Regions from separate parts of the Homo sapiens genome. Here region 1 is linked to region 2. A link is a contact called in ENCODE Hi-C or POLR2A ChIA-PET data. All regions are on one chromosome and are shown on one strand. The core of a region is the stretch at or near the end of the contact, and the rest is flanking DNA. Distances in the headings are between cores, read along the strand shown.

What was found. A loop is a pair of places that touch in the nucleus more often than their neighbours do. ChIA-PET counts read pairs that join two places held with the same protein, here RNA polymerase II (POLR2A). Pooled maps may share reads with other maps.
Region 1: a map of CD8-positive, alpha-beta T cell shows a loop between it and region 2 (12-fold over the local background). The contact joins the promoter of NCOA4 here to the promoter of CSGALNACT2 in region 2. A Hi-C loop is called at or near these places in 1 of 168 maps with a recorded cell type or tissue (CD8-positive, alpha-beta T cell) and 3 of 50 pooled maps. POLR2A ChIA-PET finds 5 or more read pairs at or near these places in 1 of 52 experiments (Panc1).

The regions. Positions count from the first base shown.
Region 1 is chr10:46,027,370-46,034,778 of GRCh38, forward strand. NCOA4 (nuclear receptor coactivator 4) reads right to left here and starts at 3,254. Exons shown (of 10, transcript NM_001145263.2): 1 at 3,157-3,254. It overlaps LOC105378287 (a long non-coding RNA gene), which reads left to right and starts at 3,406. Exons shown (of 3, transcript XR_945923.4): 1 at 3,406-3,498; 2 at 5,220-5,415. MSMB (microseminoprotein beta) reads right to left here. Exons shown (of 4, transcript NM_002443.4): 4 at 5,944-6,182. The coding sequence ends at 6,053. RefSeq lists a silencer at 2,780-2,869 and an enhancer at 3,230-3,299.
Region 2 is chr10:43,132,855-43,139,797 of GRCh38, forward strand. CSGALNACT2 (chondroitin sulfate N-acetylgalactosaminyltransferase 2) reads left to right here and starts at 5,591. Exons shown (of 8, transcript NM_018590.5): 1 at 5,591-5,713. CSGALNACT2-DT (CSGALNACT2 divergent transcript) reads right to left here and starts at 5,539. Exons shown (of 1, transcript NR_186456.1): 1 at 3,970-5,539. RefSeq lists silencers at 1,816-1,885, 4,888-5,087, 5,218-5,277, 5,448-5,947, 6,058-6,127.

The DNA of each region.
Region 1 (7,409 bases), core at 2,004-4,503, 2.9 Mb after region 2:
AAGCTAAGGACAATATGGCAGCTCCTCTAACTGACATGCATGGAGATAGTATTAATGCCTACCAGCTAGAGCAAAAGTGGTCAACTGGGCCCCCATTCCAGCCTAGACCTCCACATTGTTCATGTGCGTTCTATGTTGAAGCAATGTGTCCAGACATAACTGTATGAAAACAAAGTCAAGATGAAAACCTTGGATGAAAATTTTAAAAGGACTAAAAAGTAGCAAGAAGAGTAATAAAAAATGCCATGGCCTTCTACAGTTCTTCCATGAAACTGAACTTAACCCAATGCATACATACTGGTTGGGTGGTCTGTTATCGACACTTTAGGCTTGCCTTTGCAACCTAACCAGTATGTGAACAGAGGCAGTGAATTCACTGCTGATTTCAGTACTGCTTGAGAAAGTGCTCTCTGAACCAGCAGCACATTCCACTGTATATCCTAAAGAGTGACAAATCTTCATTTTCTGAGGCTAGGTATACTTTCTTGGAAAGATCTGATGACTAATATATGTAAAGCACTTAAAATAGTGCCTGATGCACATTAAGAGCTATAGAAGTATTACCTATTTTTATTACTTTTAGTCAAAGAACAGGATATAACAAAGAAAGACATAAAGTTCATCAATTTCATTACCATCATCTCTCTCCAGGACTCTTGCAGAAACCTCATGACTGCTACCTACTCTTCCCCTCTACCCTTACTCTTCTCCTCCTGCTGCTCCTTTAGCTTAACAAGGATGCTTCTGCCTCAGGGCCCTTGCGCTTTCCTCCAGGTATCCTCGAGCCCAGGCCTTCACTTCCTTCAGGTGTCTGCTCAGAGGTCATCTTCTCATTGAGGCCATTCCTCACCATCTTTTATTTTTAAAAGTCTTGCCTCCAATCCCCCTTAATATGCTTTATTACTCTCCATAGTACTAACCACAGTCTGGCACGTAGCAACCATTTATTTTCTGATCTCCCTTCAGAAAACATACTAGAAGGTAAGTTCCACATGGCGGGGACTTTGTCTTTTTGTTCACTGTTGTATAGTAGGTGTTCAACAATTAATTACTGAGTAAATGAATTCAGTAAGTATTTACATCTAGTCTACTATGTGCCGAGCCTTTTTTTAAAAAACTCACTATCTCAATTAGCCCTCATTAAAGTGGCTATTATCATCACCATTAATTAAAAAAAAAAAAAAAGCAGACTTGACAAGGTTAAATATATTACCTACAGTCACAAACTCCCAAGTAGAAGAGCCAAGATTTAATCCCAGATCTGAGTCCAAAGTCCCTAACCACACCTGGTATGTTGAAGGAATCATTAAGTATTAAGGTATTATGTATTCATCCAACAACTATTTATTGAGTACCTAAACTGACACTACTGTGATAGTCCCTGAGAACACAATGGTGAGCTTGCCACCTAGAGGAGAACTCGTGTCATAGATTCACCAACCAAGCAGAAAATACTAATTCTTTGAAATAAGAGACTGAGTTCAAAGTCCATCAGCAGCAGCAATGACTGGCTCTGAATGCTAACACTATGTGAGGGAAAGTATTATAAAACACTAACTTAGGGACTCTCAACCGGGGGAGGGATATGTGTCAGGATATCCTATGGAGTTTTATGAAACCCCTACACCGGATCCTGAGATTCTGGCACAGCTATACTGATTTAATAAAAAAAAAAAAAAGGGGGGGGTGAGGGGTACTATGTAGTTCTAAAATATCTTCTCTCCCTTTGAGAAGGACATCTTCCTCCCCTTCCATAGCTCAACATGTTTTTCCATTTCCGAAATGCCTGTTTGCACAAAGGTAATAATGTAATTGTAGAGATTTATTTAGATAAAAACTACCACAAAACTTTCAAAGAGTAGGATTTTCCTTAGAGACCCAAGGACAAAGGCTCCCTGGAAGGCAGGAAAGGAGAAAATGAAAGGAACGTTATTGTGCTGGACTTTACATACATAATCTCATTTACTTATCTGAACAAATCTGCAAGCTAGCAAATCTTCAAATGAGAAAACCAAGTAAATTGCCTAAGCCACTGCATCCTTAGGGTAAGTCTTTCTCAAACGGTCTCAAGTACTTTAAAGTTTGGAAATGTCACACTAGGATCTCGGTATAAAAATGGGCCAACTATGACTTCCTGTGCCATCCTCATTCCAATAAGTAACTCAAGAGTCTCTATAAACTTAGTTCCAAATTACCAAGTGCGTGGTGGAAAGCTAAGTCCATCCAAAAGGCAATTACTGTGGTGAACCCGACCCTGATTAGAAAGTGACACAAAAAGGCACAGTTAAAAGTAAAAAAGCTCTGCCTTTGGGGTCAGATAAATTCAGCACTCTGACTTCTGTCATTCTACTTCTGCCATTCTTGATGGCATCATTCCATGTTAAATCCCGTGCCACGTAAGATTATGATTATTGTTTTCCCCACAACAAGAATTTAGTTCCATGAGAATTAGGTGTCCATTTTTTTCATTGCTATCCTCAACATCCTGAACATACAGGCACCAAATAAATGATTGCTGGTGGAATGAACCAATGAATGAGCAAGCCTTACTCTTCTCAGCTGTAAAACAGAGATAATCAAGCTACTTTTCGGGATTATTGGGAGAATTAAATGTGACAGTATGTGTTTGGCACACAGAGGGCCAAAAAAACCCAATATCTTCTTTGCATTTCCACCTGACAAGCTAGAAATGGATTATGTTCTGTGCCCGTCCGGCAAAACAGACCTCGCCTCGCCCCACATCCAAGCAAGAGGCGAGAGAAACAGGAAACTTGGAGCTGTCACACCTAAAGAGAGGGGAAGGCCGGCGGGGAGCAGGAGGTGTCCGAGCCGGGTGTGAGGAGGGTCGGGGAGGAAAGGACAGGCCCACGGCCGGGCACGAGGAGGGTCGGGGAGGAAAAGACAAGCCCGGGCCCGGCGTGTGGCGGGAAGGCGAGAACGTAGGCCCGGGCCCGGCGTGTGGCCGGAAGGGGAGAAGACAGGCCCGGGCCCGGCGGGCAGGCAGGAAGAGGTGCCCGGGCCTGGCGTGTGGAGGGGAGGGAAGGGAAGGAGAAGGCAGACCGGTCCCGGTGTCGGTCGGGTCGGGAAGGGGCGGACAAGCCCGGGCCCAGCGGGCCAGCGGTCATCGAGCCTCCACCCGGCCCACAGCGTTCTTACCAGGTCCGAGTGCCTCTCCAGGCGATCCGAGGAGACCTTGGGTGGACTGAGACACGGCCCCACACTAACCTACGGCCCAAAGGCAGAGTTCTCGCGACAACACAATCTTCCTCCCACACCTCTCGCCATACGTCTGACAGTCTCGCGAGATCTCCGCTCGGGTCAGCCAGAAGCCCTTGACTGCCCTCTAGGAGGCGCAGAGCGCAGGCGCACACTCCCTCCCCGCCCTTGCAGTGTCCTTTAGTCCTTCGTGAATAAATCGAAATTAAATGAAGCAAATGCTTTTTTGAAGGCAAATTTGGTGCCAAGGACCATCCTAAGTGATTCAGATGGCCTCACAAGGTAGATATTATTTAGTTTGAACATTCAGATGCAAAAATGAATATCGTAAGACACAAAAGGCCATATGTTGTATGATTCCACCTTTGCCACATTTGTTTTTCTAAGGATTGAGTTAATAGGCCGGGAGCAGTGGCTCACGCCTGTAATCCCAGCACGTTGGGGGCCGAGGCGGGCGAATCACGAGGTCGGAAGATGGAGAGCATCCTGGCTAACACGGTGAAACTCCTTCTCTACTAAAAATACAAAAAAATTAGCCAGGCGTGGTGGCTCGCGCGTATAGCCTCAGCTATTCGGGAGGCTGAGGCAGAACTGCCTGAACCTGGGAGGCAGAGGTTGCAGTGAGCCGAGATCGCTCCACTGCACTCCAGCCCGGGCGACAGAGCAAGACTCCGTCTCAAAAAAAAAAAAAAAAAAAATTGAGTAAATAAATAAATGGCAGAACCCAGATTCTTTTTTTCTTTTCTTTTTTCTTTGAGACAGGGTCTGACTCTGTCGCTCAGGCGCAGTGGCGCAATCTCGGCTTGCTGTAACCTCTGCCTCCTGTGTTCAAGCGATTCTCCTGCCTCAACCTGCTGAGTAGCTGGGATTACAGACATGCGCCATGATGCCCGGTTTTTAAATTTTTTTGTAGAGACAGGGTCTTGCTGTGTTACCCAGACTGGTCTCAAAGTCCTGGGCACAAGCGATCCTCCCACCTGATCTAGGATTACAAGCATGAGCCACCACGTCCAGCCTACAGCCCAGATTATAACCCACATTATTTACTTGTGACTAGATGTTAAATAGCACTTCTTTCTGTCTCAGTTTTGACAGAGGTCCTCCATACTCAGTTGCCAACTGCTTCCCCACATTCCGCAGCAAAGGAGGTGATCATAGCAGGGTTTTATGGATCTCATCCAAGAGTGACTCTGCTACAAGGGGCAAGGCAACCTCATTAGAAAACAATAGGAGACATAGATTACGATGCAGAAGCTAAGATAACAGTCATAGGCTGTGAGTGGAAGGGGAGCTGTGGAGAGAGAAGCCCACAAAAGTCCCATGAGGAAGTCAGCCTAGAACATGACCTCAGGCAGAAGGAGCCCTTAACTCTCCTGTCCCCCATTCCCTCTCAATTCAGATGCAGCCCCTGGAATGAGACTTTGTGTAACTCAAAATGTAACTCAGACCACTTTTTTAAATTATCTGAAGGTGAACAAGAAAGCTAAGGGACCTGTCTAGATTGCTCAACTGGCCCACATAGCATGTTTAAACAGATAGGGGACAGGGGAAAATAAAGCTCTTTATCAGTTGCCCACTGATTGTTCAACAGATGACTGTTTGCTCATTTCTGATCTGTCACGTACACACAGCTGAGTCCAAGCCCCAGGAGAACAGGGTTCTCTCCTGAAATCTCTCTGGTTCACTGCTGTATCCCCAGGTCTAGAGCACTGCCTGGCCCAGGTGCTCAGTACAGACCTGTTGAGTGAACAGATGTTCTTTAACACAGAAACAGTTAAAAGAGAATCAATGTTGTCGTTGTCTTAAGCCACTAAGTTTTCGGTGGTCTGTGTGTAGCAAGAGGTAGCTGATGCTGGGGCCTTGCACCCAGGCCACTCTCCATCTGCAAGGCAGAGCCCCTGGCCTTTAATTCCCCTCGGGCTGCATGTGGTCTTGGGGGCACTTTCTTCAGGCTTGTTCTAAGCTGTTTTACAGGCTTGTTCTAAGCTGTTTCTTGTTCTAAGCTGCTTTGACCTCAAGCAAACACAGAGGAATGTGGGGGACACATCATAGAAGACACTTCCTGATGAAGAGGAAGGAGGGATAAACAGGAACACCGTAAAGAAAAGAAGGGATCTAATTCCAGCTTGAAGACACACATTTTTTTCATCGTTCACCAGACAGCAGGACACGGGCAGCAGAGTGCAGACATCAGAAACAGTAAGAGTGGCAGTGGTCCCCTGAGTAAGGGATGCACAATGACCTATTATAGAGTTTAGGAAAAATAGAACTTTTATTCATATGTATTTTGTTTTGTTTTGTTTTGTTTGGGTTTGGGTTTGTTTGTTTGTTTGCTTGTTTTTTGAGACGGAGTCTCACTCTGTCACCCAGGCTGGAGTGCACTGATGTGATCTTGGCTCACTGCAACCTCCGCCTCCCGGGTTCAAGTGATTCTCCTGCCTCAGCCTCCCGAGTAGCTGGGACTACAGGTGCCTGCCACCACGCTAATTTTGTATTTCAGTGGAGACGGGGTTTCACTATGTTGGCCAGGCTGTTCTCGATCCCCTGACCTCAAATGATCCGCCTGCCTTGGCCTCCCAAAGTGCTGGGATTATAGGCATGAGCCACTGTGCCCGGCCATTCATATGTAGTTTTGTCTCCCTTTTTAAATGTTTTGTATTCTTTATAATGTGTATTAAATCAATGCATACATAAATTATAAATTAAAAGGACACACATATTCAAGTGTTTGCTCAAAAATCTTTTTACTGATAGGCATGGCTACACAATCATTGACTATTAGAGGCCAGAGGAGAATGAGGCCTGGCCTGGGAGCCCTGTGCCTACTAGAAGCACATTAGATTATCCATTCACTGACAGAACAGGTCTTTTTTGGGTCCTTCTTCTCCACCACGATATACTTGCAGTCCTCCTTCTTGAAGATTCTTTGGCAGTTGTCTTTGTCATAACCCACAGGTGTAGAAACACTGTCATTGAGACAAAACTGGGGCCTGTTAGAAGAGAAAGGACCCCGAGCACCCCCTCCCCAGTGCCAGCTCTGTTCAGGAAGTCACCCACACTCCAACTTAAGGGCACCCTTTGGCTGGCAGCCCCAGAGTGTGACCTCCAGGAACCTGGACCAGTCTGTACCATAGAGTCACACAGCTCACCCCTACATTCCATCCTGCAGGCACAGAAGGTCATCAGTAGGTGCTGACAGGCCCAGGGGCAAGTCTGGCTACTCTAGAAAGTGGCAGCTTGTTCCATGCTGGCTCCTCCCACCCTCCCTGTTCAGGAAGTGGCCAGCATATTGTTGCTAGAATGTGGAAAGGAAACAAATCCCAGCCCTGACTTGGAGGCCTGTTGGCAAAGGAGCTCTCTCAACCAACCAGAGCAATGAGTCACTCCAGGCCAGTGTCATGGAGCCCAGGGAGAAGCTGATGAAAGTCAGAGACCACCTCTAATTGAGCTGCAGTACATACAAATATTTTGAAGAGTTCTGATGAGATGAGATGATACTAATGCTAGAATATTTATGTATTATTACTATTATTACTTTAATTTTTTGAGATGAATTTCACTCTGTCACCCAGGATGGAGTGCAGTGGCACGATCTCAGCTCACTTCAGCCTCCGTCTCCCAGGTTTAAGCGATTCTCCTGCCTCAGCCTCTTGAGTAGCTGGGATTACAGGAGCACACCACTACACCCAGCTAATTTTTATATTTTTAGTAGAGATGGCGGGTCGGCGCGGGGGAGGTCTCACCATGTTGGCCAGGCAGGTCTCGAACTCCTGACCTCAAATGATCCACCCACCTTGTCCTCCCAAAGTGCTGGGATTACAGGCGTGAGACACCATGCCCAGCCCAGTGCTAGAATATTAAGTGGAAAAATCAGCCCACAAAACTGTGATATAAAATTTGATATCCACTATGTAAAAGAAAAAACATATAGAAAAGAGACATAAAGAAATGATGATAGGGCCGGGCGCTGTGTCTCACGCCTGTAATCCCAGCACCTTGGGAGGCCGAGGCGGGCGGATCACGAGGTCAGGAGATCGAGACCATCCTGGCTAAACCGGTGAAACCCCGTCTCCACTAAAAATACAAAAAATTAGCCGGGCGTGGTTGCAGGCGCCTGTAGTCCCAGCTACTCAGGAGGCTGAGACAGGAGAATGGCGTGAACCCAGGAGGCGGAGCTTGCAGTGAGCAGAGAT
Region 2 (6,943 bases), core at 4,341-6,840:
CAATCCTTTTCTATACTCTCCCATGGAAGAAGGGGTCTCCAGGGGCAAGAGACTTTGGTCAGAGGACTGCAGGGAGCCAGGCAGCACCCATGTCTTGGAGCCTCCCCTCTCCCTAGGGCGTGTGCCTTGCTCCATATTTTGTGCCTTTCTTCTGGGAGTTTTCAAGAGCTTGAGAATTTTCCTGGAGACTCTGGCCACAGGGCCTGAAGCTCTTAGATTGCTCAGAACCCCATGGTAAAGGAGCACACTGAGGGTTTGGGGGACTTCAGTGTCTGGGAAGAAAAGTAAGATCATAGCAAATGATTTCTAAAAATAAGAATGACACCAAGGATGGAAGAGCTGTAGTGTCTCACAAGACAGTCACTGGAAAAAGTAGAGGAAGTGTGGTTGGACACTATTTTTAAAGAGATATTCACACAATTACCTCTAATCTTTAACTTTGTAGAAATAAGCAAAGGCTACCCATATGAGAACCCACAGGAGCCACTGGTTCTGAACTTGCTATAGCAAGAGAGTCAGCCAGGATCACTTACTTTTGGCAGACACTCAAAAGCAGGCAGAGGAGTGGGAAAGCCTTATAGTAAAAAATAAAAGGTGGGGAGGGTGAGGAGAAGCCTTCAGGGATGCTGTGATTGGGGCTTGTTGGCCTGGGGAAGCTGGAGGCAGCTAACCAGGAGGAGGGCCTCTTATGTGATTGGTTTGGGGGACACAGGTGGCTTTCTCTGTTTAGTTCAGTGGGCAAAAAATAGGGAAGCTTGCAGTTCCTGACCAAGTCCTAACCATTCTGGGATAATTGTTACAGAGGCTGTGGTTTGGCTTCCTGGCTAGTTCTGCAGAGAATCTGATTCAAATCCTCTGGCCGTATGTGGTCTGGCCATTGTCTGTTTGCATGTTCAGTCTCTTAGTCCCCCTTGTCGGTCATTTTCTTGTTTGTAAAAGGTTGGCCAACTCAAGGAAGTCTAGAGATCCAGCTCTTCACTGCTCAGAGATTATTCAGTTGTCTCTCTGGTCAACCGTATTGTGAGATCTTGATCCTTCTGTTGTTATAGCATCACAGTGCTCATTTGACAAGAATGGGATGCAGTGGAACAACATCAGGACCACTATGACAGAAACAAGAGCAACTGTCCCTGTGAGACGCTTTGAACGCAAACCTCAGCTGACCAATGCAGGCCAAGAGCAAATCCCATATAGGCCATGAGGATCAACCTTAGAAAGCCAAATAGCTTTTGCCTCAAGGTGATGTGTGACCTGTTCTACCTTCTCTTGTTTCACTGATCCAGATGCAGTATTAGCAGTGGCAGAGGCCATCACCAACCAACAAGAAATCTACAGCAATGAGACTGTCCATCACTACTCATGCCAATGAGTTGAGACTGATAGGTGCCCCATCTAGGGAAGAAGGGGCATTGCTAATGACTTCTGCCAGGGTTAATGATAAGTTTATGACAACAGGATTCCCACAGATGAGAACATTGCTCTGATTGTTTGCATAAACAATGAGTCAGTAACTCCCCAGTTAGAGTGCTGAATAACCAAGGGTGATGTTACGGTTTTTGCAGTTTTACACCAACCGGTTTGTGGTAAATCGTTACAGCAACCCTAGGAAAACCAACGCACCATTTCTATGTATGGTTAATGCATGGCAGGTGTTTAAAGGTATTGCAGGATATTGGTGCTTTTCCTTTCCCCAGTGCACCTCATTGATCTCAAGTGAGGGATTTTTCTTTTTGTCTTGATTTTTGTTTTCTAAGTTGAACAATCTTTTTTTCTCAGTGTCCTTTCTGTATACAGTATCTATAAGTGCCCTTGTCAGTAGCTGACTGGTTGGGGAGGGGCTACCCAGCTGTTTGATCAGCAGGGCCACAAGTTAATTTTAGGTCCTGTCTTATTTTTGTTCTAAAGCACTTTTAAAATGTCTGCCAGGTGTTGTAGTTCAGGTTAAGGGGCTATTTCCCATTCTCATTTCTGTTTTTGATTAGGTCTCCGATTTCAGATTTAGCTCCTTGACAACAAGCAATGAAAGGGCCACTTTCTAGACTCCCAAATGATACAATGTATTTTCTAGCCTATCCCAAAAAAAACTCCTGCAGGTCCTTTTGTTTGTTTGTTTGTTTTTGCATGACAAGGGATTATGGTCTAATCTTTTTGGTGGGGGGAATGTTTGAGATATGGCTTTTAGAAGACTTTGCCCTATGTTTTGAGCCTCTTTGTTAACTCTTCAGTTTTATTGTGGACAGTGGGATCCTAGGATCCCTTTTGGGGGAGTCTAGTCAACTTTTGCCATTCAGGATTTAGCATGCAAGGTTCTGGTCAATGTGTACAAGTTGATATGGGTTAGGTAACACTGGGTCACATGCTTCCCCCCGCCGCTTTGCGATAGGGTCTTGCTCTGCCACCAAGGCTAGAGTGCCCGTGGTGCAATCATGGCTCACTGCAGCCTCAACCTCCTGGGCGCAAGTGATCCTCCCATCTAGCCTCTTGAGTAGCTAGGACTACAGGCACACACCACCATGCCTGGGTTTTTTTTTCCATAGAGATGGAGATCTCACTATGTTGCTCATGCTGGTCTAACTTGTAGGCTCAGGCAGTCCTCACTGATTCACCTTCCAAAATGATGGGATTACAGGTGTGAGCCATAGTGCCTGACCAAAGTATTCTTAATTATTTTATGCATAGTTGCTGATCTTGCCTGGGTTTGGGGAAATCCTTAATTATGGTTATTAATTTAGCTTGGGTCTAAGGTTTAAATTCCACAGTTGTCTGTATATGGGGCTCATGGAGGAATAGGCCTTCAGAGAGGCAGCTGGCATCCTGGGGTCATAGGAGGGTTGTTGTGAAAGGGCAGGGATCTGGACAAGAGGAAGAGAAGTGTGGACAGATGTGTGGAAGGGAAGAGATCAGAAGGATAAGGGGGAGAAGAGGGAGAGCTGTATTAGGGAAGCAAATGGATGATAAGCAGAAGGATTTACTAGGAAAATGAGTCTAGGTTGTTGCTGCTTAAGTTTGCCAAATCGCTCATCAGCTTTAGCCAGAGTCTTTCAGGGAAGCACTTTTTGAATCAGAATATCATTTGGAGACCTCTGACTACCAATCAAAAAAGGCTGCTCATTGGGCCTAAGAAATCTTATTCTCTTTCGTTTCTAAGGCATCTCTCAAATGAGCAATTTTGTTCAAGTTAGATGTTCTCCAAATAAGATCTTCACCAAATCAACCTTGGTGAAGTTAATGCTTTTCAGAGATGGGCGTAAGGATTAGAATTGTTAGAGAGTATATGTAAGAAGCAGGAGTTTTTTCTGGAGGAGGAGATTTAAACTTAGACAACACCATGAATGCTGGCTGGTGAGGCTGGCGAGAAATGGAATGTTTGTGTCTCTCAGGACATGAAAGCGAGACGGAAGGAGAACCTCATTCAGTTTTACTGGAAACCCACAGCAAAGTTTCTCCAAGTAGAGGCCGGTGTGATGAGAACTGCTAAATCATGAGCTGCGAGGCTGGCTCAAACAAGAGGCTTATGAGCCCCATGCCTGTGTCCTTTCCTACGGTTTTCCTTCTTATGACAAGCAGCACTTTTTGACAGCACAACACTAAACACTAACACAAAATACAGTGAAAAGGGATAAAAAGAATGGCCTGATTCCACTAGAGATGCCAGACAAATGAGAATCAATAACAAAACCAGAGTACCAAACTGAGAATAAATAGCCAGAGACCTCCACGCAGAGTGAGGTGAGCCCTAGTGCTGACCACATCGGCGCACCTGATAGGCCGAGAACATGGAGGCATGAGGGGCCTCTGGGTGGCACAATGGGTGGAAGCCTGGGGACCTCAGGGACAAGCAGTACAGACTTACCATGGGATCACCAGGAAAACTGTGGAAACCAGCAAAGGCTATTTATTCACAACTTGCTATAGCAGGGGAATCAGCCAGCATCACTTACTTTTGGTAGAAATTTAAAAGGCCCGAAAGAGATGGGAAACTTTTATTGTTTTGTTTTGTTTAAGTATCAGATTGGAAATTATTGGCAGGAAATGTTTTTAATTACATTTTTCTGATATTAAACCCAACACAGTTGTACTTTAATATTTTCCCTAGGAGAACTACTTATTTTACAACTATATCCCAGTGTATCACCCATGATCAGCCACATAATTTGAATCATGCATTATCTTCTCTCCACATTCAAATTACATACATTTAGTATTTGGCTACTTAAAAAAAAATCATTAAAAAGTAACAATTTAAATCCATTGATGGGAGAACCTCAGTTAGTTTCAAAACAACAATTCTTGCCAGGCGGGGTGACTCACGCCTGTAATGCCAGCACTTTGGGAGGCCGAAGCTGGAAGATCGCTTGAGCCCAGGAGTTCAAGGCCAGCCTAGGCAACAGAGGGAGGCCCCATCTCTACCAAAAAAAATATTAACAATTAGCCGGGCATGGTGGCATGCACCTGTGGTCCCAGCTACTCGGGAGGCTGAGGCGAGAGGATCGCTGGAGTCGGAGGTGGGGAGGCTGCAGTGAACCGTGATCGCTCCACTGCACTCCAGCCTGGGCGACAGAGCGGGACCCTGTCTCAAAAAATAGATGAATAAATAAATAAAAACAATTATAATGGAAGTTTGGATAGGAATTTAAAACATGTGGCAACTAACCCTGACCCTGCGGCTTCAGTCTCCCCGCCGCTAGCTGAGGGCCGTGGCCGCTGCACAGAGGCTTGTGAGGATTCGGGGGTTCAGGCAGCGCCCGCCGCGCATCTGCCAGACGTGCGGCCACAGGGTAGGAGCAGTAAGAAGGATCCAGGGAAAAAAGTCCACGAATGAGAAAGGAAACCCAGCGTTTGTAGGGCTAGGAGAACAAAGAAAGAAAATGCTGGCGGCGGAGGGCGAGGCTCTGCGGTGCGTGGCAGATGGGAATTTGCTCGGTGGCGGCTCCTCTTTCTGGAGAGCTTCCCAGCGTCCCCTCCCCCGCCAGCCCGCGGTGACGCGCCCGGCACCCACCACAGCCGGCTCTCGGCGCCGTCGCGCCTTCGCTCGCCCGCTTAGGCCGTGCTCGCGGTGGCGTGGGAGACAGAGAGCCCAGGGAGGACCCTGGAACATGCAGTGGTATGGAAGACGCCTAAGAAAGGGCTTCTCTTTCCACTCACGAAAATCAGTGTGTGAGCTCGAAGCCATTTCCCAGCGTGTCCGCCTCAACTCCCTCATTCAACAGATGAGGAATTCCTCCAGGGAAATGCAGTGATGCGCTCACGGCTGCCGGCGGCCCAGCGCCAAGGGGCGCTCCACAGCCCCGCGGCCCGAAGCCCTCGACTCGGCTGCCACGCAGGCCCCGCGGCCCCGCTCGGACTCCCAGGATCGGCTTCCGAGCGGGACAGCGCTGCAGTCCACGAGTCCGGGCAGGGGCGCCTCCAGGCCGGAGCGGTTTCCTGCCTCGGGCACTCTGCTGTCTCCACAAACGGTTTTTGGAGGCACACACACGGATACTTTAAACACGTCGGTGATGAATCGGTACCCAGCTGCCAGTGGCGGAGCTTCCTGGGCGGGGCCGCGGGCGCGCGGCGGCTTCATTTCCTCGCGCGCGCCGGAAGTGGCCTCTCAGGCGCGGCGGCGCGCCCGGGGGTGGGTGGCTGAGGCGGCGGCGGGCCCAAGGCGTGAGGCGCCGCCCGGGTGTCCCCGCGGCGCAGGAGGCGGTGGAGCGCAGAGCGGGCGAGCGCGGTGAGTACCTGGCCCGGCCTCGCCCGCCGGTCCGCGACTCCCGCCGGCTCCGGCCCGGGCGGTGCGGGCGCCGGGGCTGCGGGCTCCTGTGTGGTCGGGTGGGGTCGCCTAGCGGACCGGTCCTGCGGGGGGCCCTGTCTCTCAGGGATGAGCCTGCCGGAGTCGGCACCGGTTTTAGGGAAAGCGCGGCCAGAGACGATTGGTTCGCTTGTCAGTGTTGGGTTTTGTTTTGTTTCGTTTTGTTTTTACCTATTCATCACCATCTCTGCTCCTCTCAGTGGATAAACTTTTTAATCAGTGGTGACCTCGTCATCGCGTTAAAATAGTTCTGCCCTCAGCCCCTCTTTATCTGTAGATGGCAGAGCGAGCGCCGGTAAAGATGCTCTGTCGTGGAGGGCTCAGTGGGGCGGAGGAGATGGGGAGCCTCTGGCGTTGTCGGAGAATGCACCTTAAAAATGACTCTACCCTTGAGCAACGCAGGAAGCACGACAGTGATACTTCTGTTTGTGATGATGGTATTGGCGGTATGATAGTTTGATTATACATCTGAAGCTTCTCTTCCTGAGTCCTTGGCTTGTTAAACTTGGAGGTATTTTCTAGCGTGCTTTTGAGATAGATATGGGATGTCGTGACGTTTCACCGTCATTCAAGGCTCGCGGGAGCAGGGCCTTCATGTCTGGTAATTAATGTTGTTTTTTGAATGTTGTATTAAAATAGTAGCTTCGATCTTGGAAGTAAGAAGCCAAGTATTTTAGGACTGAGTGTTAGCGTTCATTTTGTATTATTGTTCTTGTACCATTTGTTTAAAGTTGTCATGTAACTAAAAGAATGAAAAAAGATGGATTTCCAGTATTTGTGGCTCAGAGGATTTTGGCCTAAATAAACACAGTTCCAACCAGTTTAGAAGCTGCATTTTTCTCTTTGTTTTTGTCGAGGCATAAAATACATATGAAATCAATAAGAGCACGAATCTTAATTGTACAGCTCAATGAATTTTTACATACTTATTACCCTGTGGAACCACCAGATATATCAAATTATAACCATAGAACATTTCCATCATCCTATTTTCCTGTGCTTCTTCCAAGTCAGTTATATCCTTGTTTTCCCATCTGTATTCTAACTTCTCTTATCTGCTTTTAGTTTTCTCTGTTTTGAGCTTCATGTTAATGGAATCACGTAGTATTCTCAGCATATTGTTTGTGGGACACACCCATGCTATTTCATGGT